7 separate regions of the Homo sapiens genome follow, and regions 2, 3, 4, 5, 6 and 7 are each linked to region 1. Evidence: chromatin contacts called from ENCODE Hi-C or POLR2A ChIA-PET data. All regions are on one chromosome and are shown on one strand. The core of a region is the stretch at or near the end of the contact, and the rest is flanking DNA. Distances in the headings are between cores, read along the strand shown.

The links. A loop is a pair of places that touch in the nucleus more often than their neighbours do. ChIA-PET counts read pairs that join two places held with the same protein, here RNA polymerase II (POLR2A). Pooled maps may share reads with other maps.
Region 2: a map of OCI-LY7 shows a loop between it and region 1 (7-fold over the local background). The contact joins the enhancer-like site here to the promoter of LINC02642 in region 1. A Hi-C loop is called at or near these places in 1 of 168 maps with a recorded cell type or tissue (OCI-LY7), 3 of 37 single-sample maps with no recorded cell type and 4 of 50 pooled maps.
Region 3: a loop to region 1 is called in a map of B cell, with 6 times the contacts of the local background. The contact joins the promoter of TASOR2 here to the promoter of LINC02642 in region 1. A Hi-C loop is called at or near these places in 1 of 168 maps with a recorded cell type or tissue (B cell), 4 of 37 single-sample maps with no recorded cell type and 5 of 50 pooled maps.
Region 4: a loop to region 1 is called in a pooled map, with 6 times the contacts of the local background. The contact joins the promoter of GDI2 here to the promoter of LINC02642 in region 1. A Hi-C loop is called at or near these places in 4 of 37 single-sample maps with no recorded cell type and 4 of 50 pooled maps. POLR2A ChIA-PET finds 5 or more read pairs at or near these places in 1 of 52 experiments (OCI-LY7).
Region 5: a loop to region 1 is called in a map with no recorded cell type, with 5 times the contacts of the local background. The contact joins the enhancer-like site here to the promoter of LINC02642 in region 1. A Hi-C loop is called at or near these places in 2 of 37 single-sample maps with no recorded cell type and 2 of 50 pooled maps.
Region 6: a loop to region 1 is called in a map of B cell, with 6 times the contacts of the local background. The contact joins the promoter of IL15RA here to the promoter of LINC02642 in region 1. A Hi-C loop is called at or near these places in 1 of 168 maps with a recorded cell type or tissue (B cell), 7 of 37 single-sample maps with no recorded cell type and 6 of 50 pooled maps.
Region 7: a map with no recorded cell type shows a loop between it and region 1 (5-fold over the local background). The contact joins the promoter of IL2RA here to the promoter of LINC02642 in region 1. A Hi-C loop is called at or near these places in 1 of 168 maps with a recorded cell type or tissue (B cell), 18 of 37 single-sample maps with no recorded cell type and 5 of 50 pooled maps. POLR2A ChIA-PET finds 5 or more read pairs at or near these places in 1 of 52 experiments (activated naive CD8-positive, alpha-beta T cell).

What each region holds. Positions count from the first base shown.
Region 1 is chr10:7,471,599-7,476,011 of GRCh38, reverse strand. LINC02642 (long intergenic non-protein coding RNA 2642) reads left to right here and starts at 3,163. Exons shown (of 4, transcript NR_184109.1): 1 at 3,163-3,242. RefSeq lists enhancers at 3,715-3,814, 3,825-4,024.
Region 2 is chr10:5,580,274-5,584,686 of GRCh38, reverse strand. No RefSeq gene overlaps it. Among named protein-coding and RNA genes, the nearest start is that of LASTR, 14 kb to the left of the region's middle. RefSeq lists enhancers at 1-148, 755-1,283. Within about 2 kb of position 1,831, at least 7 of the 41 ENCODE cell types and tissues checked have a DNase peak (open chromatin) inside an H3K27ac peak, as active enhancers do; they include OCI-LY7, where a contact is called at or near this core.
Region 3 is chr10:5,682,640-5,687,052 of GRCh38, reverse strand. It overlaps TASOR2 (transcription activation suppressor family member 2), which reads right to left and starts at 2,215. Exons shown (of 22, transcript NM_001321783.2): 1 at 1,878-2,215. RefSeq lists enhancers at 1,372-1,551, 2,172-2,281, 2,422-2,661 and silencers at 1,772-1,821, 1,862-2,121.
Region 4 is chr10:5,810,898-5,815,310 of GRCh38, reverse strand. GDI2 (GDP dissociation inhibitor 2) reads left to right here and starts at 1,877. Exons shown (of 11, transcript NM_001494.4): 1 at 1,877-2,097. The coding sequence starts at 2,053. LOC124902367 (a long non-coding RNA gene) reads left to right here and starts at 2,114. Exons shown (of 2, transcript XR_007062041.1): 1 at 2,114-2,996; 2 at 3,355-4,413. RefSeq lists enhancers at 1,107-1,206, 1,270-1,862, 1,863-2,455 and silencers at 1,407-1,586, 1,647-1,916, 2,057-2,596.
Region 5 is chr10:5,838,621-5,843,033 of GRCh38, reverse strand. No RefSeq gene overlaps it. Among named protein-coding and RNA genes, the nearest start is that of TRV-TAC3-1, 13 kb to the left of the region's middle. RefSeq lists enhancers at 1,991-2,040, 2,321-2,500, 2,711-3,010. Within about 2 kb of position 2,618, at least 9 of the 41 ENCODE cell types and tissues checked have a DNase peak (open chromatin) inside an H3K27ac peak, as active enhancers do.
Region 6 is chr10:5,975,166-5,979,578 of GRCh38, reverse strand. IL15RA (interleukin 15 receptor subunit alpha) reads left to right here and starts at 2,036. Exons shown (of 7, transcript NM_002189.4): 1 at 2,036-2,174. The coding sequence starts at 2,087. RefSeq lists silencers at 1,273-1,942, 2,033-2,412 and enhancers at 3,303-3,382, 3,513-3,782.
Region 7 is chr10:6,059,801-6,064,213 of GRCh38, reverse strand. It overlaps IL2RA (interleukin 2 receptor subunit alpha), which reads left to right and starts at 1,847. Exons shown (of 8, transcript NM_000417.3): 1 at 1,847-2,126. The coding sequence starts at 2,063. RefSeq lists a cis regulatory region at 1,464-2,094 and an enhancer at 2,087-2,136.

The DNA.
Region 1 (4,413 bases), core at 1,914-4,413:
TCAAAATGAAATTTTACCTCGAAATGAAATTTCAAGAGATGCCAAAACTCCCACTTCCACCCCATTTGTTCTAGAAAAGAAATATCCATTACACATTTATTTCTCGGAGTGAGTCCTGTCCAGAAGCCGGTATTGGAAACGCAGACATCCCTGTGCAAGAAGACACGCAACCATAAACACTTGAGTGTGAACGCTTCCGTCAGGGTGCGCTCTGCGGTCCTCCTGCTCGAGGGAAGGAGGGAGACTGGTGGCCTTTCAAAGGAAAGGATGCAAGGGCTGAATGGTTGCTAGGACGCCCCTGGGAAGAAACAGCTGGGATCAGCAGGAAGGCACCAGACGCTTGGCAGGAAACGACCGGCGAGAGATGGGGGAGCAAAGGCTCAGGGGCAGAACAGCAGAAGTGTTGACTCAGTGCAGGGCTGGTCCTGGCTGTCCCCAAGAGGTGACCCCTATCTTTCCATGGACTCTCTGCAGTTTCTGACTACCCCACTTCATGTAAATCCTGAGCATTTGGTGACTGAGGGCACTGTCCTCACCGTGGGGTGGACCGGGATAGGGGGGCAACCCATGGGCTCCTTGGCTGCCTCCGTGATCTCCCTGGCCCAGGGCCAGTTGTTCCTGCCGAGAGGCATAAATCAGCAGTTGTAACCTGTTGCAATGAAGGTAGAATCCACAGTTGTTTTTCCTGTAGCCCCCAGCTGGGCTTTTGCTTAATTAGGCTCAGAGGAGCCCGTGAATGATTGCGTTTGCCGAAACGCGTCACCAGAACACGCTGTTCTGATTTGGCTGCATCTGAGATTTTATGTTTGAATATTTTGCCGCCTGGCTTAAGCCAACAATATTTAAAATATTCTTCTTTAACTTGCATCTGCAATGAATGCATGGTCATATTCCTACAACCAAGTCCGGTAAGAGATGTTCCACATTCAATCCAGGTCCAGGTCTTTCAGTCTAGTCCAGGGTGGGTAGATTAGGGAGGCAGGGTAGAATACAGGGACAGTGGCAGAGGTGGGGACAACAGAGAAACCCCCAAAGAAAGGCCATCATCTAAAGGAGGTGACTGCCTGAGGTCAGGAGTTCGAGACCAGCCTGGCCAACATGACGAAACTCCATCTCTACTAAAAATACAAAAATTAGCCGGGCGTGGTGGCGCACGCCTTCAATCCTACCTACTGGGGAGGTTGAGACACGAGAATCACTTGAACCCAGGAGGCAGAGGTTGCAGTGAGCTGAGATCACGCCACTGCACTCCAGCCTAGGTGACAGCGCGAGACTCCACCTCAAAAAAATAAATAAAAATAGAAAATAAAAAAGGTGACTGGAGGGTCCCTGTGAGTGAGGCTGGGGCCCGTGAGAGTAGAGCTCAGTTCTTGGAGACTGAAGACTCATGGGAGGAACTCAGCAGGCAGAGGCCTCAGGGCGCTGCTGGGACTCTCAAACCACATTCTGCTACAGCCAGCTGCACCTGGAGGGGAAAGAGAAGTCCATTCAAATAATCAGAGATGTCCTGGGCTCATCGGGACCACTCAGCTGTTGCCTGTCCTAAGAGTACTTAGAAGAACTTGCAGTGAAATTTCCAAATAGAAGGGGGGGGGGGCGTAATTAATTATCCATCCCTTTGGGATATTGGAAAAATGCCCTCGGGTTATCCATTACCCTCTGTTAATCAGGACGGACTAGAATTCCATGATAATAAACAAGGCCCCAGATCTCACTGGTTTAAAACAGCAAATGGGCTGGGCGCGGTGGCTCATGCCTGTAATCCCAGCACTTTGGGAGGCCGAGGTGGGCAGATCACCTGAGGTCAGGAGTTCAAGACCAGCCTGACCAACATGGTGAAACCCCATCTCTACTAAAAATAAAAATAAAAAAAAATTAGCTGGGTGTGGTGCCAGATTCCTGTAGTCCCAGCTACTCGGGAGGCTGAGGCAGGAGAATCACCTGAACCCAGGAGGCAGAGTTTGCAGTGAGCCGAGATCACGCCATTGCACTCCAGCCTGGGTGACAAGAGTAAAACTCTGTCCCCCTCCCCCAAAAAAAATTAAAAAATTAAATAAAACAGCAAATGTCTGTTTCTCATTCATGCCACATGGCCATCACAGGTTAGCTGGTGTGTGCTCTGGTGAGGCACCAAGGTCCTCCCCATTCCTCCCTCCCCCCAGCCCCTGGCAACTGCTAACCTACCTTCTGTCTCTATGGATTTGCCTATTCTGGACATTGCATATAAATGGAATCATAATATGTGGCTTTTTGTGCCTGGCTCCTTTCCCTGAGCAGGGTGTTTTCAAGGTTCATTCATGTCATAACATGTCTCAACACTTCATTCCTTTTTAATGGCTGAATAATACTCCATTGTTTGAATATACCACATTTTGTTTATCCATTCATCATTTAATGGCCATTTGAATTATTCCACTTTTTTTGTCTATAATGAATAATGCTGCTGCTATGAGCAGCTTTTGTGGCATTCCATATGTTTTTGTATGTTGTATTTTCATTTTCCTTCATCTGTAAGTATTTTCAAATTTCCCTTGTGATTTTTTTTCTTTGATTCATTGGTTATTAGGAATGTATTGTTTAATTCCACATATTTGGGATTTTCTCAACTCTCTCTGCTATTGATTTTGAATTTAATGTGAAACTTTTCACAGTTGTTGATTTTGTACAAACCTACCAAGAAGTAGACATTGTGGACAATTCCACGTGACCCCCATATTGACCACCGATAGTTTCTAAGTGCTTTATGAACTTGCAGACTTGTGTTTTATTCTTCTTTCTTTTCTTTTTCTTTTTAAGAAACATATGATGCAGATACATGGGTGGGCTTATTAGTTCCTTATTTGTGTTAGAATAATGACCATCCCCAAAAGATGTCCATATCCCAGGGCCTGGAACCTGTGAATCTGTTACCTTAGATGGCAAAGGGACTTTGCAGATGTGATTGAGTTAAGGAACTTGATATGGGGAGGTTATCCCAGATTATTCAGTGGGACCCAGTGTAATCACAAGGGTCCTGATAAGAGACTGGCAGGACAGTCAGGGTGAGAAAGGAGATGCAGAGGCAAAATCAGAGGCTGTAGTGACGAGCTCTGAGGATGGAGGAGGGGGCTACCAGCTAACGAACGTAGGCGGCCTTTAGAAGCTGCAAAAGGTAAAGAAATAGCTTCTCCTTTAGAGCCTCAAGAAGGAATGAAGCTCTGCCAACAGTTTGATTTTAGCCCCAAACTCTGATCTTCAAAATTGTAAGTAAATAAATTTGTGTTATTTTAAAAGCCGCTAAATTTCTGGTAATGTGACAATAGAAAACAAATACACCAAGGAATGAATGATTTCATTTTGCAGTTTTTTTTATAATTCTAGCAGTTTGGCAAAAGAGAGTAAGGGCTAAACACCTGGCTTATGGAGTCAGATGACCTGAATCCAAACTCTGGTGAGAAGCTCTATGAATTGGGCATATTACTTAACTTGCTTAGGTTTCAATGTACATTTTTGGAAAAATGAATCCATCTCGTAAGATTGTTGTAAGGATTAAATGAGTTACTGCAGTAATACTGGTACAACAGTGTCTGGCTCACAGTAAACACTCAACAAATTTTAGTTGATTTATAGAACATGTTGTTGCACATTTCAGCAAATACTAGAGCTAGGAAGTAGAATTGTGTTGAGAATTCTGCATTGCTGTGTCCGGATTGCTGCTGTCACAGCCATATTAATTGCTTACAAATCAGAGAATGAGCATTCTGAGCAGCACGTGGTCCCAGGCTGTAGGTGTCTGCAGCGCTCAGGAAAAGCCCCGATGCTCCCCAGCAGCTGCACCTGCTCCCTTGGGAAGGAGTCTCTTTTTTGTTCCTCTTTCAGTTTCTGAAGAGAACAGAACATTTGCGCCATCTGGTTTGGGTCGTTATTTTAACCCAGTTTCATTTCCGTTTATAAAGGTATTAAATACTCCAGGCTATATTTGAAACAGTTTCAGGATCAGCATGACTGTAGTGTTCCTGGCTTAACCCTGAGAGGTTGCTGTTCCCAGTGACTATCTAGGCTGAAGCCCATGTAGGATTTGAAGAGACTGATCCAGGCTTTATGAGTGGCTGCGACCATGCTGTATGTGTGTATGTGTGTGTGTACACCGCCTAAGTGTGTTCATTTCAGCCACAGCAAGAGTTATGTTACAAGGATAGCATAGACAGCCCTGCCTATTGCAAGAGTAATGCATCAGGTGTGAAACAGATCTTTAATGCTGTGTGAAGCAGGCTCTTTTAAGGTCAGCCAGACTTTCTGGGGAAAAAGAAACTATTGCCTAACCCTTCAGGTCATGGAGACTTATGTTTTTGTGTTTTTCTCGCAGTTTTACAGTTTTAGCACCTACATTTAAGTCTTTGATCCCTTTTGTGTTCATTTTTATGGATAGTGAGA
Region 2 (4,413 bases), core at 582-3,081, 1.9 Mb after region 1:
GCTTGCGTCTGTGTTCTAAGCTGCTGCGTCCCTGTTGATGTGCACTGAGCTTGCGAGTGATTTGGACTCTCGAGACAATTTCTTTTTTCTTTTCTTTTTTTTTTTTTGAGACGGAGTCTCGCTCTGGCTGGAGTGAAGTGGCGTGATCTTGGCTCACTGCAACCTCCACCTCCTGGGTTCAAACAATTCTCCTGCCTCAGCCTCCCAAGTAGCTGGGATTACAGGTGCCCGCCACCATGCCTGGCCATTTGTTTTTGTATTTTTAGTACAGACGGGGTTCTACCATGTCGGTCAGGCTGGTTTCAAACTCCTAACCTCAAGTGATCCACCTGCCTCAGCCTTCCAAAGTGCTAGGATTACAGGCCTGAGCTACCGCGCCCGGCCTCTCGAGACAATTTCTGTTCAGCCAACTTTTCCTATATCTTTCTCAAAATTATTAGTTTCCGCCCACTGTTCCAATCGAATATGGTCTCTTTTATGAATACCAGCTCTGTCGCCTGCAGCACATTTGCTCTCCCTGGAAGCTTTGGGTCATTTGTGGATCTGGACAGCGTGTTTTCACTGAAGCCGCTGGGTGAGAACAGTGGAGGCGCAGGCGCAGGCTGGGGGCTGGGCAGACACTTCCTTTAGGTGCTGCTGTGTATTCAGCTATGGATCCATCCACTGTGCACTCCCATCCAGCCGGTTTGTCCCAGAGGTGGTGGTAGGGAAGTTCCAGGACATTCCTGTTTCCTCCGCTGCCTTCTCTCTTAGCTGAGCCCTTTCTCACCTTTCCTCCCAGACCCTGTTCCCTCCCCTTACTTGCGGGGCATCCTCGGGGACAGGTTCTGAAACCACAGCTGTGGGCCAGCGTTCCACCTATTGTCTGCGAGCCAGCAGAGCAGAACAAACCTGCCTGAGATTCTCATTACAGCTTGTGATTTGGGAGACGGGCCAGCTGCGGCTGTTGCCAGGGCAACCAGTGGTGCGGAAAAAGGTAACAAAAAAGAGCCTGGAGCCTCTTGACCGGACTTCAGGAGTGAAGGAGTGGAGGGGAGGGCTCGGGCTTGCCATTCAGGAGCGATTGTTGACATGTCAACTGCAATCCCTCTGCCCCTCTCCAGGCCGGGACAGCCCCCAGCACAGCGCCCTGCCATGCACCACCAGCATGTGCCTGCTCTGTGTCTGTGTTTTCAGGGGTCCACTTGGCCCTGCGTAGCCTTTTCTCTTTTATGCATTTCCCCACTCACACTTGAATGTCTTCAATTCCTTCCTCCCTTTCTCTCATTCTCTTCTGCAGCCCCTTTCCCTCTCCTTTCCCACGTACCAGAACATCAGCCTCAAAAGATTAAAAGAAAATTAGCCAGGGGTGGTGACACGTGCCTGTAATCTAGCTACTCAGGAGGCTGAGGTGGGAGGCTCTCTTGAGCTCAGGAGGTGGAGGCTGCAGTGAGCTGTGATTGTGCCACCGCACTCCAGCCTGCGCGACACAAGTCCCCATGTCTCTAAAATAAAATTTAAAAAAATAATAAAATGAAATGTAAATAAGGCACGGGAGGGAACTGATGGTCCTGTGCTGGCAGATCCTGCGGCCTCAGCACCTAAGCGGCCAATGGGCAAAGGTGGTGAATTCAGCCTGTCTAGATAACCTGTGATTCATTGGTTGGGCAGTGATTTGTGACGAGCCCTGGGACGGTTTCTTTCCAGTTACCCACTGGACGTCTTGTGCTGCCATATCCTGGGGAGCCAGAGGGGGGCATTTTCCTTTGAAGGCTTTGAGAGTCATAGCCAAGCCCTTTTCTCCATGGCGTCCCTCCCTGACCCCACCCAACATTTCAGGAGTTAACCTTCCTAAGAGCCGAGCTCTGGCCGTTTTACTCATCGAAGAGGGAATCCCCTACACATTTTAGGTACTCACGCAGCTCGCTTGCCTGAGCACAGGCTTCGACCTTTACCTCACTTCTGGTAGGAGGTCTGTTTCATTCCCATCCAATCTGCAGGTTTTTCCCTAATCCCTTAAGGAAGCAGTAACTTCATGTTTCTCAGAATATCCTGATTGGAAGAATCACTCGGCAGCTTAGAGCACAGATTCCTGAGCCGCATCTCAGACCTACTGAATCAGAAACTCTGGGGAAGTTATCTGGGAATCTGCTTTAGAAAAATTGCCCCCGGTGATGCTCATGTTAGGAGAGGTTTGGGGAACAAAGCCCAAGTGCTGATTTTCGCTTCTCGGGCTCAGCACTTGGGTTCTGTCTGGGCCTCAGGGTACTCTTTCATCTGCAAGGTGGAACTGATCCTCACAGCTCTGCTATCCTGCCCACAAACTTCCCAGACCAGGGAGGCTCTGGGGAGGCATGGCCGGCCTGGTGCTGGCCCAGTGTGGTCAGGACTAGGTCATGCCCCTGTTGCCCATGGCTCACCATGCTGTGGATATCACATCCATCCATGCCTATTGGCTCATGGCAGCTTAAGCCCTAGAAAGAACAGGTGGGAGAACTTTAGCTCTATGTGCCCACCAGGGATCTCACACCTCCTGGCTGCAGGAGCTGGACGGGAGGTCACCTGGCTTTGATGTAAGCTGCCACCTCTTTATGCATCCATCCTGCGAGCACTTGACATGCTATTGCTCTGCGGCATCGTGGCAGCGCTGTATACCGAGAGGAATGCAGGGTTTAGGGCTCAAAAGCTCTGGTTGAATCCTGGCTGCCACTTGCTACCTGTGGGGTCCTGGAGCACTTCCTTTCCTTATCTGTAAAACATGGATAACAACCAACTTCACAGGGTTGCTGTGAAAATTAAGTATGAAAAATTTCCAGCAGAGTGCTTTGCAGATAGAGAACTCGATGCATGTCAGTTCCCTTTCTGTTCATTTTCTCTCTTCCTGTTCAGGTACAGGCTGATTCATTAAACCTCTCTCACTTCTTCTTTCAGATCCCATTAAAACACTTCTGAAGAAAGGTCAAGATACAAAAATCAATTGTATTTTCATATAGTAGCACCAAACATTTGGGAACTGATATTTAAAAAACCAATTCCATTTACAATAGTGTCAAAAAACATAAGATAATTAGCAACAGATTAATAAAAGATGGGAAATATTCAATATCAATACTGAAAACACAAGATGATGCTGAGAGAAATTAAAGAAGATGTAAATACATGGAAAGATATACTATGTTCATGGATTGGACAACTCAGTATTAATATGTCAGTTCCCCCTAAGCTGAAGTATGGCTTCAACACAATCCCAATAGGCTTTCATTTAAAACAAATATAAATTGACAAATGAATTTTAAAATTTGGAAATGTAGAGACTTAGAATAGGCAAAACAATTTAGGAAAAGAAGAAAAAGTTGGAGAGCTTACACTACCTAACATCAAGTTTTACTGTAAAGCTAGCTATTTAAATAGTGTGGTATTGACCTAAGAATAGACAAATAGATGAGTGGAGCTCAGAAGTAGACCCACACTGACATGAACAATTGACTGTTGACAAAATTATCAAAGCAATTCAACAGGGAAAGGATGGCCTTTTCAACAAATGGTGGTGGTGGTCAGGCGTGGTGGCTCATCATGCCTGTAATCCCAGCACTTTGGGAGGCCAAGGCAGGCGGATCACCTGAGGTCAGGAGTTCGAGACCAGCCTGGCCAACATGGTGAAACCCCATCTCTACTAAAAATACAAAAATAAGCCAGGCCGGGGGATGGGGGCACCTGTAATCCCAGCTACTTGGGAGGCTGAGGCAGGAGAATCACTTGAACCCGGGAGGCATAGGTTGCAGTGAGCTGAGACTGCGCCATTGCACTCCAGCCTGGGCAACAAGAGAGAGACTCCATCTCAAAAAACAACAAACAAACAAACAAACAAAACATCCCCTCCCCAAAAAATGGTTCTGGAACAGCTGAATATCCATGGGAAAAACATTAACTTTGACTATTCCCTCGCCATACACAAAATTAAGTCAAGATTGGTCATAAACTCAAATATGAAAGCAAAACCCATAAAAGCTTTTTGAAGAAAATGGGAAATGAAGGATAATATCTTTGTGGTCAAGGAGCAGACAAAGATTTCTTTGTTAGAATACAGAAAACAATAACCATGAAATAAACAGTTAATGAATTAGACGTTAAAAAAATTAAAAACTTCTGCTCATCAAAGCAAGCGTCATAATGGACAAGCCACAGACTCAGAAAAATATTTGCATTTGCAAAACCTGTGTCTGACAAAGGATTTATGAGAATTTATAAAGAACTCCTACAACCTAATAATAAAAACACAAACAGCCCAATTAAAAAATGGGCAAAAGTCTTGATGGCCCCTCCTTATTTCTTTATAGAAATATATTAGGGTCAGAGGCAGTGGCTCACACTTGTAATCTCAGCACTTTGGAAGGCTGTGGTGGGCGGATCACTTGAGGTCAGGAGTTCAAGACC
Region 3 (4,413 bases), core at 966-3,465, 1.8 Mb after region 1:
TTAGAAGGAAAAACTCAAATAAATGTCTCTTCTCAGATTATATATTCAACACCATCACAAACAATATCCCAAGATTTTCTATAGGACTTAAAAAGATAGTTTTAATTTCTTCTGGAAGAAAAAATGCAAAAGAAAAACCCAAAGCTCTTTTTCAAAAGAAAGTACCAAAATATATTATAAAACTATGATAATTAAAATGCTACAGTAATAGTTACATGGGCGAAAGAAAAGAGAGCTCAGACTCAATAAAAACATCAGCAAATGATATGACCTGCCTAAAAAGATTTAACTTTTGTATTCACCAAGGAAGATAAAAATTAAAACAGAATGTTACTTTCAATTACTAGGTGGCTAAGATATTTTAAAAATACCATTATCATCCAGTGCTGGCTAGCATGGAGATAAAAACACATCTTTTGAGCGAGTGAACATAAAAAGGTACAATCATTTCAGGGCAATTTAGCAACATGGTTATCCAGCACTCTCATAAGGAGTCAATTCTACAGAAATACTATCATGACCACCTGAAGCACTGTTTATAACAGCAAGAGATAATCACTGCAGTATTGTCAGTTATAGGGATATCTTGAAAATAACTTGAATGTCTACCAACAGAAAAATGAAATTCACTTGATAAATACATGCCATATTGATCTATTTTTACTGAATAGATAGTATACTGTATTTAACAAACACCATGTCTCAGTCAAGTTCTTAGGCACTTCACCGATTTTAACCCATTTTAACAACTATGTTTGGACCACAGGAGATGCTTATAATCTCCCTTTAAAAAAATTAGTTACATTTGGGCAAATGTTCTGTATACACAAAACTTCAAATATACCGTCTTGGTCTTCCTTAACATAATTGTGGACCTTTTGTCACCCTTTTTCTGGCCTGGCTTAGTTATTTATTGATGTACAGTACAGGACATACCGCATACAGTCACCCATTCCTATAAGGCAGTTTTTCGACAGAAGGGTATTCTTGCACCGTTAGGGGACACTGCTTTGCTATAAACCTCCTAGGCAGGATTACCGCCAGGCTCACCCCTAGTTTTATTCAGGGAACACTGTAGACTCTAGGATCGCGAATGCCATTCCAATAATACCATACACTTGTACGCCACATATTTAAGTTTTGGATACACTTTCATAAACTTTTCTATTCTAATTGTACCTTACAGGGAGAATAAGGAAGAGTAAGCGTGGTTTGTTTAAAGTTACAGATTTCAAATAGACAAGAAGCGACTAAGAGAAACTTGAGAATTCCCAAAGTAATCTTCCTCAAAATTTCAGTCATCAACCCAGTTCTCCCACGAAACGCTGCTTGGCGCCGCCTTCAGACAAACTTCTGTGTTGCTCGCACCAAGTTATCCCAACGCGGCTTGCGCTTGCTGCTGAAATGACCCTCCCTTCGGAGAGACCTGTTTTACCCTAAAAAGAAAAGGTGGCGCATTGCCATGAAGTCTCGAGTAGCAGCAGGCTTCACGCAGAACCCGCAGGAAATGATTTCCCAGCCGGTGCAAACCCGAAGACGGAAACTTCAGCCAAGAACTTATCAGCATATCCCTGAGGACGCAGCTGTCCCCTGACAGGCGACGCAAACGAAACGCCTCAGAAAGGGGCAAGATGACACGGTTAGGATCTCCCTGCCGGCGACACCGAGCGCGGCCACAGGTTGTAGCGCAGGACAGAAGGTTGAGTCATCTAGAAGGCGCCGACCCCTCCCACCCCCTCACCCGGAGCGCGGCAAAAGGCAAGGAGAACGCGTCGACCCTCGCAGCCAAGCCCCGGCAGCTGCCCGAGCGCTCGGCCTCGGGGACCCGCCGTCCTCCTCGCAGGGTTCCCGGGCGCCCAGGCCGAGGAGGGACTTACCCGTCCTTGGCGTGGCCGCCGCCCCCGAGGACCTGAGATCCCGGCTCGGCCTCCTTCCCATGCTTCTCCCGGCCGTGCTCTGCGTCCTCCCGGGCCCTCGCGACACCGGCGCACGTGGGAAGCACCAGTCGCCGGCTCCGCGCTCCCGCGGGGACCCCCCTCAGGGGCACGCCGTCCGCCCCAGCCCCGGGGTCCTCGCCGCGGGCGCTGACAGGGACGCCGCGGCCGCCCGCGCTCTGTCTCCCGTCAGGGTCACGGGCAAGAGGCAACCCCGGGACGCCCGGCAGCCTGCGAGAACATGCCGACTTTCTCTCTGACCGGCGCTAGCAACCGGAAGCAAAACCTCGCGGCCAAAGGAAAAGAAAAGGGGAGGGGGGGGCAAAAAAAGAAAGTGAAAACTGAAGTGAGGCGTCTCCCTCAGAGATGGGAACCAATCGCCGGGAAGAAACCAAGGCGCAGGCGCGGACCGAGGTCAGCGTCCACGCGGCGCTCGCGTCTCCCCTCTGCGCAGGCGTAAGGCCACAGCTCGCTCCTGATTAGGCGGCCGATCCCAACGAGCGCGTGGTGTCTCGCGTTGCCGACCCTTGACAGGAGGCGGAAGATGCCCTTGGGAAGAGGCGGGAGACGCTCTCTCGGCTGACCTACAGTGCTGTGGCTGTGGCCCACGTGGTCGCCTTCGGGCGCCTTCTCCCTTCTCAGCGTTTCATTCCCCAGGTGCTGCTGCAAGAACAGTTTATTTGTCTGGCCCGAATGCGACATTTTGGAAATTTTGCCCTTGTTTTAATCCATATAGTAGGTGTGGCTGTTACCCCCTAGGAAAGCATCTCTAGAAATTTATAACACATGCACAGAGAGCTAAGGTGACCATCAATAAATTCAGGTTTACCCTTGCCCATGATAAATAGTCATGCAAACATCATTTAACTGTAGGGACACCTTATGAGAGAGATGCCTCATTAGGCAATTTGGTCCTTGAGTGAACATCACAGAAACCTAGAAGCATAACCTACTACATACTTACACCATAAGCCATAGCCCATTACTCCTGGCTACAAACCCATGCTATATGTTATTGTACTGAATACTGTGGACAATTATAACACAATGGTAAGTATTTGTATAAGCATATCTAGACATAGAAAAGGTACAATAAAAATACAGTATGAAAAATAATGGTACACCTGTGTAAGGCATTCTCACGAATGGACCTTGCAGTACTGGGAGTTGCTCTGGGTGAGTCTGTGAGTGAGCAATGAGAATGTGAAGGTCTGGGACATTACTGTACACTCTTGTAGACTTTATAAACACTGTACACCTAAGCTACACTGAATTTATTTTTTTAAATTTTTTCATAATTAACCTTAGCTTACTGTAACTTTTTAACTTTTTAAAACTTTTAAAAAACTTTTTAAGACTCTTTTGTAATAACACTTAGCTTAAAACAAACACATTGTACACAAATATTTTCTTTATATCCTTAATCTGTAAGTTTTTTTCTATTTAAAAATTTTTTTAATTTACTTTTTAAACTTTTTTGTTAAAAACTAAGACACAAACACACATTAACCTGGGCCTACACAGGGTCAGGATCATCAACATCATTGTCTTCACCTCCATTTTGTCCCACTGGGGGGCTGGGATTACGGTGGAGCCACTGCGCCTGGCCATGTGTGCTGTACTTTTATATGACTGGCAGTGCAGTAGATTCATTTACACCAGCATCACCACAAACATATGAGTAATGTGTTGCTGTACGAAATTAAGATGGCTACGACATCACTAGGCAATAGAACTCTTCAGCTCTATTATAATCATATAAGATCACTGTTGGATATGTGGTCTGTTGTTAACTGAAACATTAAGTGACATATGACTGTACCAATGAGAGAGATTAAGTGCTAATGAACATGTATCATGAGTCAAGCACTGTGCTGGTAATACCAAGAGATTCAGTCATTGTGTTTACTGTTTACTGTAACCAGGTGCTGTAATAGACACTGGTTTTACAATCATGAACAAGCTAGATAAGGACCCTGCCTATAATGGAATTTATTCCAGAGGTGAGTGACAAACACAGGTAAATCACCACGACAAGAAAATAGAATCTCAGATAACAATACATGCTGTGAAAACTCACTGGAAATGCTAGTGGATGGGACTGGGGGCTGGAGGCCAAGGGCAGAAGTAGTGGAGCTACAAGATCTTACTGAAATGGGCACATCTGAGGTCAAACCCTAAAGATCAAAACTGATAGAACCAAAGCTTGGAATACGTGGAGGAAGAGCTTTCCAGGCAGAAGGGAAAGCAAGTGCAAAGGACTTGAGAAGTGAAATGAAACCTATTCAAGAACAGAAGAAGGCTGACTGTGGAAGTAGAGAGTGAAGTACAACAACATTTTAATAGTGCACAAAACCGGAATGTACAACTCCATGATTTATCACAAGGCAAATATTCATGAAACCAACACCCCCATCAAGAAATAGAACATTGCCAGTACCCCATCCCTCTTCCCTAGCCTAAGCACTATTCTGACTTC
Region 4 (4,413 bases), core at 628-3,127, 1.7 Mb after region 1:
CAGTCCGTTAAGGCTTAGTCCAGGTTTGATTGTTATTGTCCTTCTGTTGGGCCATAGGGCCTGTACTGTGAACTAAAATGAACTTCAGTGTTAAGTAAGGAAGGGATCCTTATTAGCCTTAAATTCAATTCCCTTATCTCAGTGTCTTCAAGTTTCTCACAACTCTTGAGTATCGATAAAATAGTCTTCACCTAAAACATGGTTAACATAATTCAGTTGACATGCTTAAATTTCTCTTCAAGAGCCAGAGGCTGATGGCAATTGTGAAAAAAGCTCTTTATTGTTATTGCTAATAAAAAAAAAAGGGCCAATAGTCAGGTGTGGTGGCCTGTACCTCTTGTCCCTGCTACTGGGGAGACTGAGGTGGGAGGATGGCTTGAGCCCAGGAGATCAAGGCTGCAGTGAGGCATGATTACACCGCTGCACTCCAGCCTGGACGACAGGGTGAGATTGTCTCAGAAAAATAAAGAAAAAGGGTTATTTCATATTGGTTCAAAAATATAGGTAGTATGACCCCCTGATGACTTGAAGACAGAGCAACAGAAGGACCTTCTTTAGTCATCATTAGCTTAGCCAAAAGAAAAGTCAGTTACACTCACTGTTGCATAATCAGTTGTATGGTCAACTGTGCACTAATTCATTTGGTCACAAATATATACAATCAAATTAAGGTTGAATGTAAATTTAAACTTTACTTTTGCTTTCTTCTCCCCTCCCCCCCAGAAAGATCCATGGTCCAATATAACATATCTTCTTCAAGTATTTATGGGGTAAGAAACATTTTAAAAAGTTGTTACATTCTTTCCTCTATCTTAATGATTTAAATATGAGCAAGTTCGGTCTATCAAGGCAGGCTCTGAATAGCTACTATCGAGAAGTATTTGAGGAGTTCTTGAATGCCAAATCTTCATTGTCTGCTGACTCTGCAGATTTATCACGTGCTGAAAGCACAGGTTTTCCAACTGTCAACGTCTTTACGAAATTCACCTGCTTAGGCTTTCGTGGGGTCGGCCTCTTGGAGCTGAGAACACAGCTTCTGCTTACACCTGTGTCCTCAATGAAGCCAGAGATTCCTAAGAGAATTCTAGAAAAAGAGGAGCGGGGTAGAAGGCAAGCAAGGAACAGTTTCTAAGCTTAGGGCCTAAACCTTTGCATACAAGGATCAGCTACCACGTTTACAGCGGCTTTAAGTTACAGCCCTCGGTAGGTGCAGATCGGCTTCCCAATGAAACCTGGCTTTCACTTTCATCTCTGTTAAGGGTTACCTTTTCAAAAGAAGCCGCTTTTCCTCCTACCAATTTCCTAAAGCGCCCACCGGCAACGCACTAAACAAGGAGGGCACAGAGCGGGAAAAAGGACACGTGTGATTTCCGAACTCTTCCCGGCGGGCTCCGGGCCCCGGCAAGCCCAGCCCCGCGGGAGGAACCAAGGCCGCCACCCCCGAGAGGCAGCCCGGCCCGCGCTCCTCGCCCACGTGGCCGCCGCACGCGCCCGCTCAAAGTCCAAGGGCGGCGATCCGGCTCTGGGACCTTGGACCGAGCGAGCTCCCGCCCCGACGGCGGGAGTCAGAACGGTGGTGGCCAGCAGTCCCCGCCCGCGGCTCCGTGCACCTCCACCCCGGCCCGCGCGCCGCCTCCCGAACCACCGTGGCAGAGGCCGCAAGGGGAACCGGAAGCCAAAATGGCGACGCCCCGCCCTTTTCCTCTCGCGAGAGGCGGGGAAGGAAAAAAAGTTGTGCGAGCGACGGGGACGTAACCAATTAGAGTGCCGGGAGCGCCTGATTGGCGGCCCTCCCGGCGCCTGCAGGCCCCGCCCCGGCTGCGGAGGCTCAGTCACAGCCCTCCCCTCCTCGCTCCCTCCCCTCCTCTCCCCGCCCAGTTCTTCTCTTCCCGTCTGAGGTGGCGGTCGGTCTCGCCTTGTCGCCAGCTCCATTTTCCTCTCTTTCTCTTCCCCTTTCCTTCGCGCCCAAGAGCGCCTCCCAGCCTCGTAGGGTGGTCACGGAGCCCCTGCGCCTTTTCCTTGCTCGGGTCCTGCGTCCGCGCCTGCCCCGCCATGAATGAGGAGTACGACGTGATCGTGCTGGGCACCGGCCTGACGGTGGGCGCCAGGGCTGAGGGGCCGGGGCTGAGCAGCCGGGGCGGGCGCACCCCCGGCTCCTGCACGGCCCGCGGGTCGCAGCTCCTCGGGGGTCTCGTTCTGCCGTCAGCCGTAGTTTTCGGGACGGGAGTCGTGGCTAGGGGCGCGGGCGGGTTCAGGGGCGCCCCGCGTCCCGGGGCGAGCGGGCGGCTCCCAGTGTGAGGGGCAGGCGGGGAAATGGAGATGCGGGCCGTGAGGCTCGGGGCGGGGTGACGGCCGAGCCCGGCCTCTGCGCTTGCCCCCAGCGGAAGCGGAGGGGAGGGGAGAAGGCCGCCCGGGCCAAGGGTCCCGCTCCCCGGTTTGGGCCGGTGACCTCGCCCGGTTGGAAACCAGCACCCGAGGCGGAGGGGACGGTGCAGGCCTCGCGGTTGCATTTCCTATTCCGCCTCGGCCGCTGCCCCGGGTCAGTCTGGCTGCCAAAGCCGAGTACGGGGTTTCCTGACAAGTCTTGGATAATCACTGCTTCGGAACTGCTAGGGCTTGATTAACTTATATTTTTGGCGAAAACGTGGAAATTAGTCTTTTAATCCTTTCTCCCCCCTGCTAATGAGAAGTATTATTGAATCCTTTTAGCCACCCTCCCTTCTCACTTACTGAGCATCTGTAGAATTGGAATTGAGTTTTTTCAAAACTTGTCCGTCAAATGCTTTCGCACCTGACCTTCGCCGCCTTTTCCTTTTGTTTGGTGGGTTCTCTGCCTCCTTTGTCTCTTCTGGACTGTTTTCCCCTAAGAATTGGGTTGGTGATGGATTGCTAAAAGCCAAGTTCTCTGTACTCCGAAGCTTTCTTCAGGGAGTTGGAAGATAATAACATGAAGAATGCATTGTAATATATGAATGCAAGGTGTACCTAATATCATGGTATATTGATTTTCCTGGTTATCTGTTTCTAAGGGAACTTTAGGTAATCTGTAGATAACGCAGGCAGGTTCTGTAGTTTGTACTTTTTCTGTTCTTTTTTTTTTTTTTTTAAATGTTCATCTTGCAAAAGAATTCACTTTGGAGAAAACCATTTTAACTATCAATTTTTGGGGAAATTTGAAATTCTAACTTTGGGCTGCTTGATCATAATTAAGATGAATACTGATGTAAATCTTGTGTATCCTATGTACTCTGACTTCAAATTCCTGAGTCATTTAATGTAGACTTCCACTTCAAATTTTTTGAAATTTATTATAATCTCTCAGGGTCAAACCAATTTTTTTTTTTTTTTTTACAGGTAACATCCCAAAATAACACTTTTAGATGTCTCTAGGCAAGAGAAAACCTTCGAACTTTTATTTGGCTAATTTTTTAGGAAAGGTTTGTGAAGAATTAGAATCGTGTTTTTCTGGTCTGTCATTTTTCTGTTTATAGTTATATGCAATTATTAGAGAATATTCATTCTGAATACTTCGTTATGTTTGACCAATCCAGGAATAATCCTGTGTCTGTCTTTGAAAAGCTGGAAGACTGTTGGATGCCTAAATGAATAGGCCCTACCCACTGCAGGTTTTGTGCTTTTTTTTTTTTTTTTTTAAGTGCCTAATTGGGATTCCAAGCTGAGCTTAGTAGTTTGTGGTGGATTTTGCCTGTTGGAATGGGTAGTGTTGCTGCCAGCGTGTTTTAAGAGCCGGTTAGTTCCACCGTTTTTCTATGGTTGTTGCTGGTCTTTCAGATTTGCTCACAATTGAGGTCAGTTAAGCATGCACGAGTGAGTGCAAATCCACCATCATGCAGGCTTCCACAAGCCTCGTTCACATCACTTTGTATCAAAGATGGTGAAAGTGTTTTTATATAACAAGTTAAGATAATGAGCTTTGTTTAAATTTTCATTCGGATTGTGAACTCTTTGATGAATGGTAGATGCATACTTAACTAGAAATCAGACCTGTTTCTGCTGTCATTTTGTAGCTGTGATAACTTTAATCTCTGTGAGCCTTCCTAAGTTTTCTGAGATGTTCTTTGATAATTATATCAATTCAGGACAATCACATTATTACCATCATTGATAGGAGTAGTGATGACAGGATGATTTTGATAATGAGAAATCATATATCCTTATTTTTAGTGTTACCAGGAATTAGATGATTAAAAATTAGAAGAAGAGAAAACCAAAGTTAGCACTCAGAATTAACTTTTGAATGTCTGGAGTTAATTAATTTTCTTAAAATTTACTTTAGTGCCTGAGACTTAAGAACCTAAAAAAAGGCAAGTACTTTCAGTGTTAGGAACTTGTTACTTTTAAAGAAGTGTAAGGAAGTGCTGGAGTTGCTGTGTTGCTTAGTGCTGCCATTGT
Region 5 (4,413 bases), core at 1,369-3,868, 1.6 Mb after region 1:
TGACCTGAAGTGATCTGCCTGCCTCAACCTCCCAAAGTGCTGGGATTACAGGTGTGGGCCACTGCGCCCGGCCATGTTATTTATTTATTTATTTATTTATTTATTTATTTATTTATTTGAGACAGAGTCTAGCTCTGTCGCCCAGGCTGGAGTGCAGTGGCGCAATCTCGGCTCTCTGCAAGCTCTGCCTCCTGGGTTCGCGCCATTCTCCTGCCTCAGCCTCCCGAGTAGCTGGGACTACAGGCGCTCGCCACCACGCCCGGCTAATTTTTTTTTGGATTTTTAGTAGAGACGGGGTTTCACCATGTTAGCCAGGAATGTTGGGCTAATTTTTGTATTTTTAGTAGAGACAGGGGTTTCGCCATGTTGGTCAGGCTGGTCTTGAACTCCTGACCTCGTGATCCGCCCGCCTTGGCCTCCCAAAGTGCTGGGATTACAGGCGTGAGCCACCGCGCCCAGCACCACATTATCTTGTTAATAATGAATTGTAAGCCTCTGGAAGCTTTTCCTCTTTCCTCCCTTTCTTCATTCTTTAATGTTTTTCTCGCTGAAAGAGCACTGAAAAGGATAGCTAAAATATAGTGCCGGAGCTCAAGGATCTCACAGTCTAATGGAGGAGAGAAATACCAGAGAAGGAGCAATTCGTGTCAGGGATGGGGGATCTGGTTGGGCTTCACAAAAGATGAAATAATTTGGGTCTGTGTCCCCACCAAATCTCATGTTGAATTGTAATCCCCAATGTTGGAGGTGGGCCGTGGTGGGAAGTGTTTGGGTCGTGGGGTTGGATCCCTCACAGTAGTGAGTTGTCATGAGATCTGGTTGTTTAAAAATGCGCCCCCCGCCGCCGCTCCCTCTCCCGCCATGTCAGTCGCCTGCTCCCCTTCGCCTTCCGCCATGATTGGAAGCCCCCGGAAGCCTCCCCAGAAGCTGTTGCCGGTGCTATGCGACCTGTACAGCCTGCAGAACCGTGAGCCAATTGAACCTTGTTTTCTATAAATTATGCAGTCTCAGGTATTTCTTCATAGCAATGAGAGAACAGACTAATATAGAAGACAACACCATGAGTTGGAGAAGAGCATTCCAGCTCACGCCATGGCCTCAGGGGCATCCTACTCTTGATTTTCTTTGATGTATACATGAAGGGGATGGTGGCAGAAACACTTTCAATGAATTTGTGCTCTTGGAGTCACCTTTACATCAATTCGAGGGGGAAATGCCGTGATTAAGCCATTCGCTAAGTAAAGCTGTCAAATAGCAGCTTCTGGTGCATGTAGACCAGGCAGTCACATTTGGTGATTTAGGGGCTGTGTGAAGACCCCGCGCCTACCGTTAAACAATCTATCCAAATCACTCCCATCTCTACAAATATACGACAGCTGCCACAGAAATCTCTTGTTTTCGCTCTGGAGGGAGAATGCCTCCAGTAACTGGTTTACTTATAGGGCCAGCTTATTAAACTTACAGTTTACTTATTTATTTTTATTTGTTTGTTTTGGTTTTTGTTTTGTTATTGTTGTTTTTTGAACTTACAGTATAAAAAACAGTAACTCAGACATTTGAATCCTGCCCCACCACTAATCAGCTTCTTGCCTTGGCCAATCCCAACCTGAGTCAGTACCCTTATTCGTACAATGGATTTAGTAACACCTGCTTTATGCAGTAATTACAAAGGTTAAAATAATCCATACCTGTTAAATAACTGGCCAGTGCTTGGCCAAAATAGAATCCCCAAATAGTTTGAATCTGTGTCACGAGACTCTGACAGCACAGGGCACTGATGCACAGAAAGGGTGTCATTGTGTCACTGAAGAGGTGTGATTGATGGGCGGGGTCTGGTGTTTATTTGCAGCACCAGAGAGGGGGCCTCCCACCGAGGAAGGAAATGCCAGAAATAAAGGGGCAATGAGGGGGCGTGAGGGTGAGGACATGACCCGCGTCACCAGGGCAGTCGTGGGCTGAAGCCTTTCTGTATGTCCTCCTGCCCCCCGGTCACCTGCAGCGAGTGAGACCTTCCAGGGCCACATGACATGAACCGTGGGAACAGCACCTTCACTAGGCTGTGCCTGACTTTCGAAGGGGTTTTCAGGAGAGCTTTGGACAAAGCGTGGAGGCACGAATTCTCAAAAAATCCAAATGAGGGCCCCAGAGCCACTGGCCTCCCCACTTTCTGCAGCAGGACCTGGGTGGACACTGGTGCCCACAGACCCCCCAGACAGGACACGAGGTGCCCCGCGAGGTGGAAATACATCTTCTTCCCGCCTCACAGTGCAGCAGAGAAGCACTGACTTTCTAGCTGCTTTAGCCACACACAATGGCACCTCTGTTCCTGTCCAGTGAGCTTGCTGCCTCCAGGGACACTGCCGGGGCCCATCGTGGCCATGCCGGGAACATGCAGTCCTTTGATAATCGCCCTTTATCCCGGCCTCTAAATCAAAGCGGCAAACATGCTGACAACAACTCCAGCAAACGCAACCGATGCTTTCAGGTCTGACCCTGAAACGGAGACCCACCTCCGTGGGGAGAAGCACACGCTTCTCTGGGCTGTAGGCTCGACGGAAACAGGAACTGCGGGCCCTGCACACAGCTGCGCTCGCCGGGGCAGCTCAGACTCACATCCCCAGGGGGATGCGAGTTATCCAGAACGGCGTTCCTGACCCCCAGAGGGGTGAGTCACCCCGGCCCGCCTTTCCACGTGCTGTGTGAAGCCTGTGGACAACTTCAGATGCCTTGTTGTTTTTTTATCGAGGTGAAATTCAAGTAACGTAAAATGAACCATTTAAAGTGAAAAATTCGGGCCGGGTGCAGTGGCTCACACCTGTAATCCCAGCACTTTGGGAGACCGAGGTGGGAGGATCGTTTGAGCCCAGGAGTTCGAGACCAGCCTGGACAACATAGTGAGACCCTGTCCCCGAAAAAAGAAAAACAAAATTAGCCGGGCATGGTAGTGTGCACCTGTGTTCCCAGCTACTCCGGAGGCTGAGGTGGGAGGATGGCTTAAGCCTGGTGGGGGTTGAGGCTGCAATGAGCTATGATTGTCCCACTGCACTCCCAGCCTGGGTGACAGAGAGAGGCCCTGTCTCAAAAAAAAACTAAAATAAATAAATAAATAAAAGGAATAATTCAGTGGCATTTAAAACATTCACTGTTCTGCAGGCACCACCGCTATCTAGCTCCAAAGTGTTCTCCTCACCCCAAATACAACCCCGCACCCATGTGCAGTCACTCTTCATTCTCCCCTCCCAGACTGTGACGGCAACGTGCCAGGGACTGTGCTCAGGGCAGAAGCACAGTGGTCAACACAGCGGTTGCAGTCCCTGCCAACATGGGGTCCAGTCTAACGTGACATCCAGATACAAAACAACTGGAAATGGCACGTGTTACAGGAGCCTATGACAGAAGTGCTAAGCAGGGGCCGGGCGCCGTGGCTCACGCCTGTAATCCCAACACTTTAGGAGGCCGAGGAGGGTCAGGGGTTCAAGACCAGCCTGGCCAACATGGTGAAACTCAGTCGGTACTAAAAATACAAAAATTAGCCAGGCGTGGTGGTGCACGCCTTTAATCCCAGCTACTCAGGAGGCTGAGGCAGGAGAATCACTTGAACCCAGGAGGCAGAGGTTGCAGTGAGCCGAGATTGTGCCACTGCACTCCAGCTTGGGTGACAAAGCGAGACTCCGTCTCAAAAAGAAAAAAAAAAACACTGCTGAGCGGGTCCAAGCTCAGAGTTCCCATACGATGCCCTGCTGAGGTGGGCTTGACGGTCATCCCCATTCTCCAGATGAACAAACTGGAATCTTGAGAGGTTAAATGCCCTGCTCAAGGTTAGACCACCAATAAATGGCAAAGTTGGGATTCAAACAAAGGTCCCTGTGACATCCACCAAGTTGCTTTCTGTCTCTATGGATTTAATTATCCCGTACATTTCATATCAATGGAATCACACAATATGTGACCTTTTGTGTCTGGCTTCTGTTATTTTAATATTGCAAAGGTTCATCCATGATGTAGCATACTTTAATGCTCGATTCCCTTTTTTTCTTTTTTTATCAGAGTCTCGCTCTGTCACCCAGGCTAGAGTGCAGTGGCGCGATCTTGGCTCACTGCAAGCTCCGCCTCCCGGGTTCACGCCATTCTTCTGCCTCAGCCTCCCGAGTAGCTGGGACTACAGGCGCCCGCCACCATGCCCGGCTAATTTTTTGTATTTTTAATAGAGACGGGGTTTCACTCTGTTAGCCAGGATGGCCTTGATCTCTGACCCCGTGATCCGGCCACCTCGGCCTCCCAAAGTGCTGGGATTACAGGTGTGAGCCACCGCGCCCAGCCTCGATTCCCTTTTATAACTGAATCCTATTTCATTGTATGGATGGACACACTTTGTTTCTTCGCTCATCTGCGGATGCACATTTGGCTTGTTTT
Region 6 (4,413 bases), core at 787-3,286, 1.5 Mb after region 1:
TATGTAATGAAATAGAGTTCTTTAAGCATACCAAATTTACAATTTTATTTTCAAATTTTAAAATTTACTTTTGGTCAGAATGCAGTAAAATGGGTACTTTAACACAATCAATGCTAGTTAGAAGGTATATTGATACAAGACTTTTGGAAAGCAAGATAGAAATATTTGTTTAAAAGAGAAAAAGCCTTTAAAAATATTCCCTACCAGTTGACTCAATAGTTCCACTGTAGGAAATCTATTCTAAGCGATCTTAAATTCACAAGATTTTGTAGAAAGACATTTATGACAATGTTATCTTTAATATTAAAATAATAGAGGGGATGTTAAACTATGATAATTTGCAGCCATTAAAAACTTTTACAAAGAGTCTGTAATAATGGAGAAATCTCTACTTCATAAATGTCCATAGAATAAAAAATGCTCTATTGTATACATGCTATGCTTAGCCTGCATTCAATAAACCCTCAATATATTTGAGAATATTAAGGAATATTGTTAATTTTTAAATTTGATCTTATCATCTTGAGATTTATTATTAAGTATTGAGAGAAATTGAATAATGTGGGATTTCCCCAGTTGGAGTAAGGGTGGCTATTCCTGCTTAGAAAAAAAGAATGGACCTTGTGTGGTCACTGCCGGATGGTAGGTTCATTATTCTTTCTACTTTTTTTTTTTAAATTTAAGAGACAGGAACTGGCTGTGTTGCCCAGGCTGGAGTGCAGTGGTGCGATCTCAGCTCACTGCAACCTCAGCCTCCTGGGTTCAAGTGATTCTCCTGCCTCAGCCTCCTGAATAGCTGGGATTACAGGCGCCCGCCACCATGCCCAGCTAATTTTGGTATTTTTAGTAGAGATGGGGTTTCACCATGTTGGCCAGGCTAGTCTCGAATTCCTGACTTCAGGCGATCCACCTGCCTTGGCCTCCGAAAGTGCTTGGATTTCAGGAGTGGCCACCGCGCTCGGCCCTAAATTCTTTTATTTAACTTTTAAGTTCAGGGTTATAAGTGCAGGTTTGTTATAAAGGTAAACCTGTGTCTTGGGGGATTATTGTACAGATTATTTCGTTTTCAAAGAGAATTTGCAAGTATGTCACAAAAGCCTCATAAACACGTTGTGAGATTTTAAGAGGCAATGACCGAGGCTTGGAGATGTCTCGTCCTGTCCAATGTCACCGCTAGACCTGAGAATCTGCACTTGGGAGCTTACAGACCCGGTTCTCAGGCTTCACTTGAGACCCCAAGAAAGAAAAAAACCCACCAGCCAAAGAGGAGGATGGCAGCCTGGAAGAACCTAAGGAAGCGAGGCTCAGAGGTGAAGCACTGTGGCTCCTCTCCCCCTTCTCCCCCCTCCGCCCCCTCTCCTTCTAAGATGAGGCATTTTCTAGGGGAGCAAAGCTGCAGCAGGAATTCGGCGAAGTGGCGGAGCTGGGGCCCCAGCGGGCGCCGGGGGCCGCGGGAGCCAGCAGGTGGCGGGGGCTGCGCTCCGCCCGGGCCAGAGCGCACCAGGCAGGTGCCCGCGCCTCCGCACCGCGGCGACACCTCCGCGGGCACTCACCCAGGCCGGCCGCTCACAACCGAGCGCAGGGCCGCGGAGGGAGACCAGGAAAGCCGAAGGCGGAGCAGCTGGAGGCGACCAGCGCCGGGCGAGGTCAAGTGGATCCGAGCCGCAGAGAGGGCTGGAGAGAGTCTGCTCTCCGATGACTTTGCCCACTCTCTTCGCAGTGGGGACACCGGACCGAGTGCACACTGGAGGTCCCAGAGCACGACGAGCGCGGAGGACCGGGAGGCTCCCGGGCTTGCGTGGGTAAGGTCCTGGGTCCCCACCGGGCACGGCCCATGCGTCCCGGGGACAGGGGTGGCTGTGCGGTGCCGCGGCGGCCGGCGGGGCTCCTTCCCCAGCAGGGGTGGGGACGCTGAGTCACGGATCTGTCACCGCTTTGCACCTCTCCGAGCCCTCGGGGGCCAAAGCAAAAGCGAAAGCGAATGCGACTGGCGGGGCGGCAGGTCCCAGAGCAGCGCTCGCCACCTCCCCCCGGCCTGGGCAGCGCTCGCCCGGGGAGTCCAGCGGTGTCCTGTGGAGCTGCCGCCATGGCCCCGCGGCGGGCGCGCGGCTGCCGGACCCTCGGTCTCCCGGCGCTGCTACTGCTGCTGCTGCTCCGGCCGCCGGCGACGCGGGGTAGGGAGCTGGGAGCAGGGGCGCCCGGGCGGGACTTGGAAGGGGGCCGGGACGTGGAGCTGGAGGGAACCGGGCGCCCCATCTCCCCGGGCCGTGCGGGGGCGTCGGTGCCCTCGGGAGCGCGGTGCGCGCAGGCCCAGGCCGGGGAGGGGACGCGGCGCCGGGCAGGAGGGACACGTGCCGGGAGCCGGGGTCGCAGGGAGAGCGCCGCCGCTGCGCCCGGGTCACCCACGTAAGGGAGCGGGCGGCCTGGCTGGGGTCTCCGAGGCCGAGGTCAGGAGCAGTTCTGAGAAGCCCGTTTTGGCCACGGGAGCGCGGAGCCGGCGGCGTCCAGCAGTTTGGAGACACGGGCGAGTGCGCTTCTCCCAGGCGCCTGGACTGCAGGGCGGGTGTTGCATAGCACGCGGTCCTCGGAGGGGTCCGGGAGAAACTACTCCTCCCGACTCCCAGGCAAAAGTAAATTATGTCAGTGGGAGCTGGGAGGGTGGGGAGGAGCTGTGTCCCAGGGGGAAACGCGTCGGGCAAGTTGCACACCTGGGGACCTGGAAACAACTTCCAATTCTTAAGCGATCAGGAAACCAGCAGAGGCGGTCGGGACCGGATGGGGGTGGGGAGTGGGGGCCAGCCTGGAGTCTACACTCGCAGAAAAAGGGGGAAGAGATCTGTGATCGCTTGGTGTATTCGAGAAGAAAGCGGGTCGCGGAGCTCTGATCTCGGCAGGGAGGACGGAATGAGCGATTCCTAGGGGTTTTGTCCCGGCAGCCAGAGGAAGGAGGAAAACAGTAGCAGGGTCTAGCTCTATCCTTGTCAGCGCTTCTTTATCTTTTTATAGTCAGGGAGCTCTTGGAGGGTCTGATGAAAGCTATGAACCCCCGGCCCCCAGAAAAATGCATGAATGAACATAGTTACAAAATGTGCATATGATTTTGGGGTCAAAGCCCCACTGAAGGCCATCCATGGACTCTCTATAGGAATTAGTAACGCCATGATCTGTGTGTGTTTTTAAGCGAGACCCTGAATAATTTACATCCAGTCGGGCCAGTCTGCCCAGGCCCTGGCCAAAGCCATTCCACGCACAGTTGCTGCTGCCTGGTGTGGCCTGAACGCCCCCCCACCCTCTGCCACCCCCACCCCAGCTCTGCGAGGCTTCTTGAAGTTTCGTTTTCATGAGACTCTGATGCTTGGATTTCCCCCCACATCTGAGAAGCAGAGTTAGTTGGTGACCGGTTGGTTCCTCCCAGTTGGCTAGCAGTGTCACAGGACCCCATAGCTGGCAACTGGGGCAGCTGGATTACACAATATGAAAGTGAAATGCAGCCTTAGTCAAAGCCCAGCAGAGAGGAGGTGTCTTCCTTGAAGACTGAGTGGATAGGGGAGCACCACTGTGAGATCTCTGATCTCATCAGCTGCACAGCCTTGCCCTTTGACCTTAGAAAGATGTTGCTACCTTCCCTTCCCAAAGCTCTCAATGTTTTTTCTTTTTCTTTTTCTTTCTTTCTTGTTTTCTTTTTTGAGACGGAGTCTCACTCTGTCACCCCGGCTGGGGTGCAGTAGCGCGATCTCAGCTCACTGCAACCTCCGCCTCCTGGGTTCAAGCGATTCTGCTGCCTCAGCCTCCTGAGTAGCTGGGATTACAGGCGATCGCCACCACGCCCAGTAACTTTTGTGTTTTTAATAGAGACGGGGTTTCATCATGTTGGTCAGGCTGATCCAACATGGTGATCACTCCTGACCTTGTGATCTGCCCGCCTCGGCCTTCCAAAGTGCTGGGATTACAGGCGTGAGCCAGCTTGCCCAGCCGTTGTTTTTTTTCCCTTTAACAGCCTTATTGAGGTATAATTGACCGACAATAAACTGCATATATTGAAGTTGCACACTTTGATAAGTTTGGAGGTAAATGCATACATACTCATGAAACCACTGCCACCACCAAGAGTGAACACAACTATCACTCCCAAAGACTTCCTCATGCCCTGCACAGTCCTCATCTCCCACCTCGCCCATCTCCCAGGCAATTTGATGCACTTTCTAAAATTTTTTATAAATAGAATTACACGGTAGGAACTCTTTCTTGTTTGGCTTTTTTCACAGACAGTAATTATCCTGAGAATTTATCCATGTTGTAATTTGTATAAGTAGTTCATTAGTTTCTACCATTGAGTAGTAGTATTCTACCCATGGCTAGCCCATCATTTGTTTAGCCATTCACTTGTTAAGGGACATTTGGGTTGTTTCCAGT
Region 7 (4,413 bases), core at 598-3,097, 1.4 Mb after region 1:
AGAGTTGGGCCTCTTATTTACCAGAAAAATTGTGGGGGCTTTGTGATATGGCTTTAAAAAAATCTTGTAATTGCCAGGCGTGGTGGCTCACACCTGTAATCCCAGCACTTTGGGAGGCCGAGGTGGGTGAATCGCCTAAGGTCAGGAGTTCGAGACCAGCCTGACCAACATGGTGAAACTCCGTCTCTACTAAAAATACAAAAACTAGCTGGATGTGGTGACGCGTGCCTGTAATCCTAGCTACTCAGGAGGCTGACGCAGGAGAATCACTTGAACCTGGGAGGCAGAGGTTGCAGTGAGCCAAGATTGTGCCATTGCGCTCCAAAAAAAAAAAAAAAAAGACATTAACATAAATTTAAATATTTTATAATGACAATCCACATTAACTACTTAAAGCATAAGCTATTTTCCAGGAGAGGCAGCAAGTGCATTCTACTCCCATGCCCAAGAAGAAAGGAGCGTGACTTTGGTGGGAGTACTAGGAGTTTCTACTGGAGCACTTGCCCGCAGAGTGAGAAACGTTCCTAGAGAGGAAGTTATACCTGCTGTGGAATTTAAGAGAATCTTGTCATATTTTGACAAGTTTTTTGAGATGGAAGTCTCACTCTGTCGCCCAGGCTGGAGTGCAGTGGCGCAATCTCAGCTCACTGCAGCCTGCACCTCCTCGGTTCCAGCTATTCTCTTGTCTCAGCCTCCTGAGTAACTGGGATTACAGGCGCCCGCCACTACGCCTGGCTAATTTTTGTATTTTTAGTAGAAATGGGGTTTTACCATGTTGGCCAGACTGGTCTCAAACTCCCGACCTCAGGTGATCTGCCTGCCTCAGCCTCCCAAAGTGCTGGAATTACAGGCGTGTGCCACTGCGCCTGGCTAATTTTTTTTTTTTTTTTTTTTTTTTTTTTTTTTTAGTAGAGACGGTGGTTTCACCATGTCATCCAGGCTGGTCTCAAACTCCTGACCTCAGGTGATCCACCCACCTTGGTCTACCAAAGTGCTCGGATTACAGGCATGAGCCACCAGGCCCAGTCAACGTGATGTGTTTTGGAACCCTGAATTCCTTGGCTTGCCCGGAGGGTTTTCTTTTTGTTAATATCTTTGCTTGCTTTCTAGTATTTAAAAAATTGTGTTTTGCTCTAACTATGCAATGGCTTTAAGTCTTAGACAAATTTCCAGGGAGCAAAACACACTCAACCATTTCATAATAATCAGAAGAGAGCTCTGATCAATAAATAAGCAAGACTGAATTTTACAAAATAATCCAAAGTTTAAAACCAAAGCCCACTTTTTGCATGATCCTTTAAGAGAAAGAAATCTGGAAGCAAAACACCTTATAAAATGACAATGCACTTTCAGGAGCCCAGGGCACTGTGGTGAAATGATGATGGCTAGTACAGGTTATAAGCCTTGGGGAATTATTTATGAATTCTCAGGATCCTTCAGTTCGCCGCATCCTTCTCCATTATTTGAATATTGGAGGCTGCCTGACCAGAATCTTGTCAGGACTTTGCTCCTTCATCCCAGGTGGTCCCGGCTGACTCCTGAGGACGTTACAGCCCTGAGGGGAGGACTCAGCTTATGAAGTGCTGGGTGAGACCACTGCCAAGAAGTGCTTGCTCACCCTACCTTCAACGGCAGGGGAATCTCCCTCTCCTTTTATGGGCGTAGCTGAAGAAAGGATTCATAAATGAAGTTCAATCCTTCTCATCAACCCCAGCCCACACCTCCAGCAATTGAACTTGAAAAAAAAAACCTGGTTTGAAAAATTACCGCAAACTATATTGTCATCAAAAAAAAAAAAAAAAAAAAACACTTCCTATATTTGAGATGAGAGAAGAGAGTGCTAGGCAGTTTCCTGGCTGAACACGCCAGCCCAATACTTAAAGAGAGCAACTCCTGACTCCGATAGAGACTGGATGGACCCACAAGGGTGACAGCCCAGGCGGACCGATCTTCCCATCCCACATCCTCCGGCGCGATGCCAAAAAGAGGCTGACGGCAACTGGGCCTTCTGCAGAGAAAGACCTCCGCTTCACTGCCCCGGCTGGTCCCAAGGGTCAGGAAGATGGATTCATACCTGCTGATGTGGGGACTGCTCACGTTCATCATGGTGCCTGGCTGCCAGGCAGGTAAGGGCCTGTGGGTGCCCCCGGAATTCCGGGAAGGCTGATGGGCATCCCTCTTCCCAGCCACAGAACCAGAGGGAGTCCCCAGGTAGATGGTTCCAAGAAGGGAGTTGAATCTTGGGTTCCACCTCTTGCCTGTGACCCACGGGGACCCCAGTTTATGCCTCACTGTTCCTTGGTCTGTCAAGAGAGCCTGAAATAGCATTAGGTTCTCCTGTCCTTCTCAGTCCTTGACAATTAATTCTGGGAAGAATAGTGTGGCATGATATTTGGGATATTTGGATGTTAACAGGGTCCCGATGAGCAGGTTTCTCAAGAAATTATCTTTTATTCTTCAATGAATTTCCTTTTATTCTCTGCACTCCCACCCCCCAACTAAGAAGCTATCAGGAAGCTCTTTAAGTTCAGGTTAATTTGCTGGAGACATGAGTACTCATATATCAAACACTGGGAGAATTTAAGATCTCAGAAAAGTTTAGCTTCAAGGATGTATACACTGCTTTTACGTCTTAGGAAATAACACCTAGGAATTTCCTTACAAGTGCAACTTTACAGAAATTTTTAAAAATATGCATACTCACTTTTAGAACATTACTACTTCTCATAATCCTATGTATATACATGATATGTATATGTATACGTGTTTATATATGCAAATTTTAAATTTCATTCCTTGTTTCAAATGGATTTTCTCGAAGATTTTTTTTTTTTGACACTGTCTCTGTCAGCCAGACTGGAGTGCAGTGGCGCGATATTGGCTTACTGCAACCTTCGCCTCCCAGGCTTAGCGATCCTCCCACCTCAGCCTCCTGAGTAGCTGGGACTACAGGCATACGCCACCACACCTGGTTAATTTATTTTTTTGTAGAGATGGGGTTTTTGCCATGTTGCCCAAGCTGGTCTTGAACTCCTGGGCTCAAGTGATCCACTCACCCTGGCCTCCCATACTGCTGGTACTACAGGCATGAACCACCGTGCCTGGCCAATATTTTTTTTTAAAGAAATAAAAAACCACCAACTTCTACCTCAAACCACTCTTCCTAATTGAGTGTGAATTTTCTAATAATGTCTTCCCTTTGCTTACTCAGGAAGACAGATAAGAAAGTTTATAGTGTTTTTTGAAAGTCTATAATGGCAACAAGTAGAATGCTAACTGGCTGTAGAAAGAATTTATTAAGAAATGAAACATAATGATGCATTTCAGGAGTCTGCTTGCTTGTTTAGGGGAAGTGCCCAGTCATGCTGGGCTGTGTACTGGCCCAGATGTAGGAGTGTCTTTAAAGAGGGCATTTTATTTACTTATTACATTTTTATTTATTTTTTTTTTACTTTTTGAGACAGAGTCTCACTCTGTTGCCCAGGCTGGAGTGCAGTGGCGTGATCTCAGTCCACTGCAACCTCCACCTCATGGGCTCAAGTAATTCTCGTGCCTCAGACTCCTGAGTAGCTAGGTTTACAGGTGCGTGCACCACCACGACCAGCTAATTTTTGTATTTTTAGTAGAGATGGGGTTTCACCATATTGGTCAGGCTGGTCTCAAACTCCTGACCTTGTGGTCCACCAGCCATGGCCTCCCAAAGTGCTGGGATTACAGGTGTGAGCCATCGCGCCTGACCTATGTGTTTTATTTTAATAGGTTTTGGAGGACAGGTGGTGTTTGGTTACATGAATAAGTTCTTTAGTGGTGATTTGTAAGATTTTGGTGCACCCATCACCTGAGCATGTATGCTGTACCCAATGCGTTGTAAGATTTTGGTGCACCCATCACCTGAGCATGTATGCTGTACCCAGTGCGTAGTCTCTTTTCCCTCACCCACCTCGCACCCTTTCCCCTGAGTCCTCAGAGTCCATCGTGCCGTTCTTATAAAGAGGGCATACTTTTAGGAAGGTTTTTCAATGTGATTTCTACATCCACAGGGTCTTTGCTAACTCAGTCTAAGCCAAGAACAGGAAAATCTTGACAATTAATCATGCTCTGCCTCTGGAAGACACATTTCAAGTAAACTCGTGTTATTTCTAGCTATTGGTGACTTATCCAAGGGTCTGAGTGGTCTTGGAGGGAGCAGGGGAACTAGAGTCCCATAAGGACTCCTTCACGCCATTCTCAACATCTATCCATACCCCATCTGCCCCTCAACACTATAGGAAATACAAAAATGAGGGAGATATAGTCCTGACACTTAAGCAACTTATAACCTGGTGAGGAGGAGAAAAACATAGATATAAATATAGTAATACCAGTCAGAGTGTGGTAAGATCTACGGAGCGTTGGGCTATCAGAGAAGGCTTC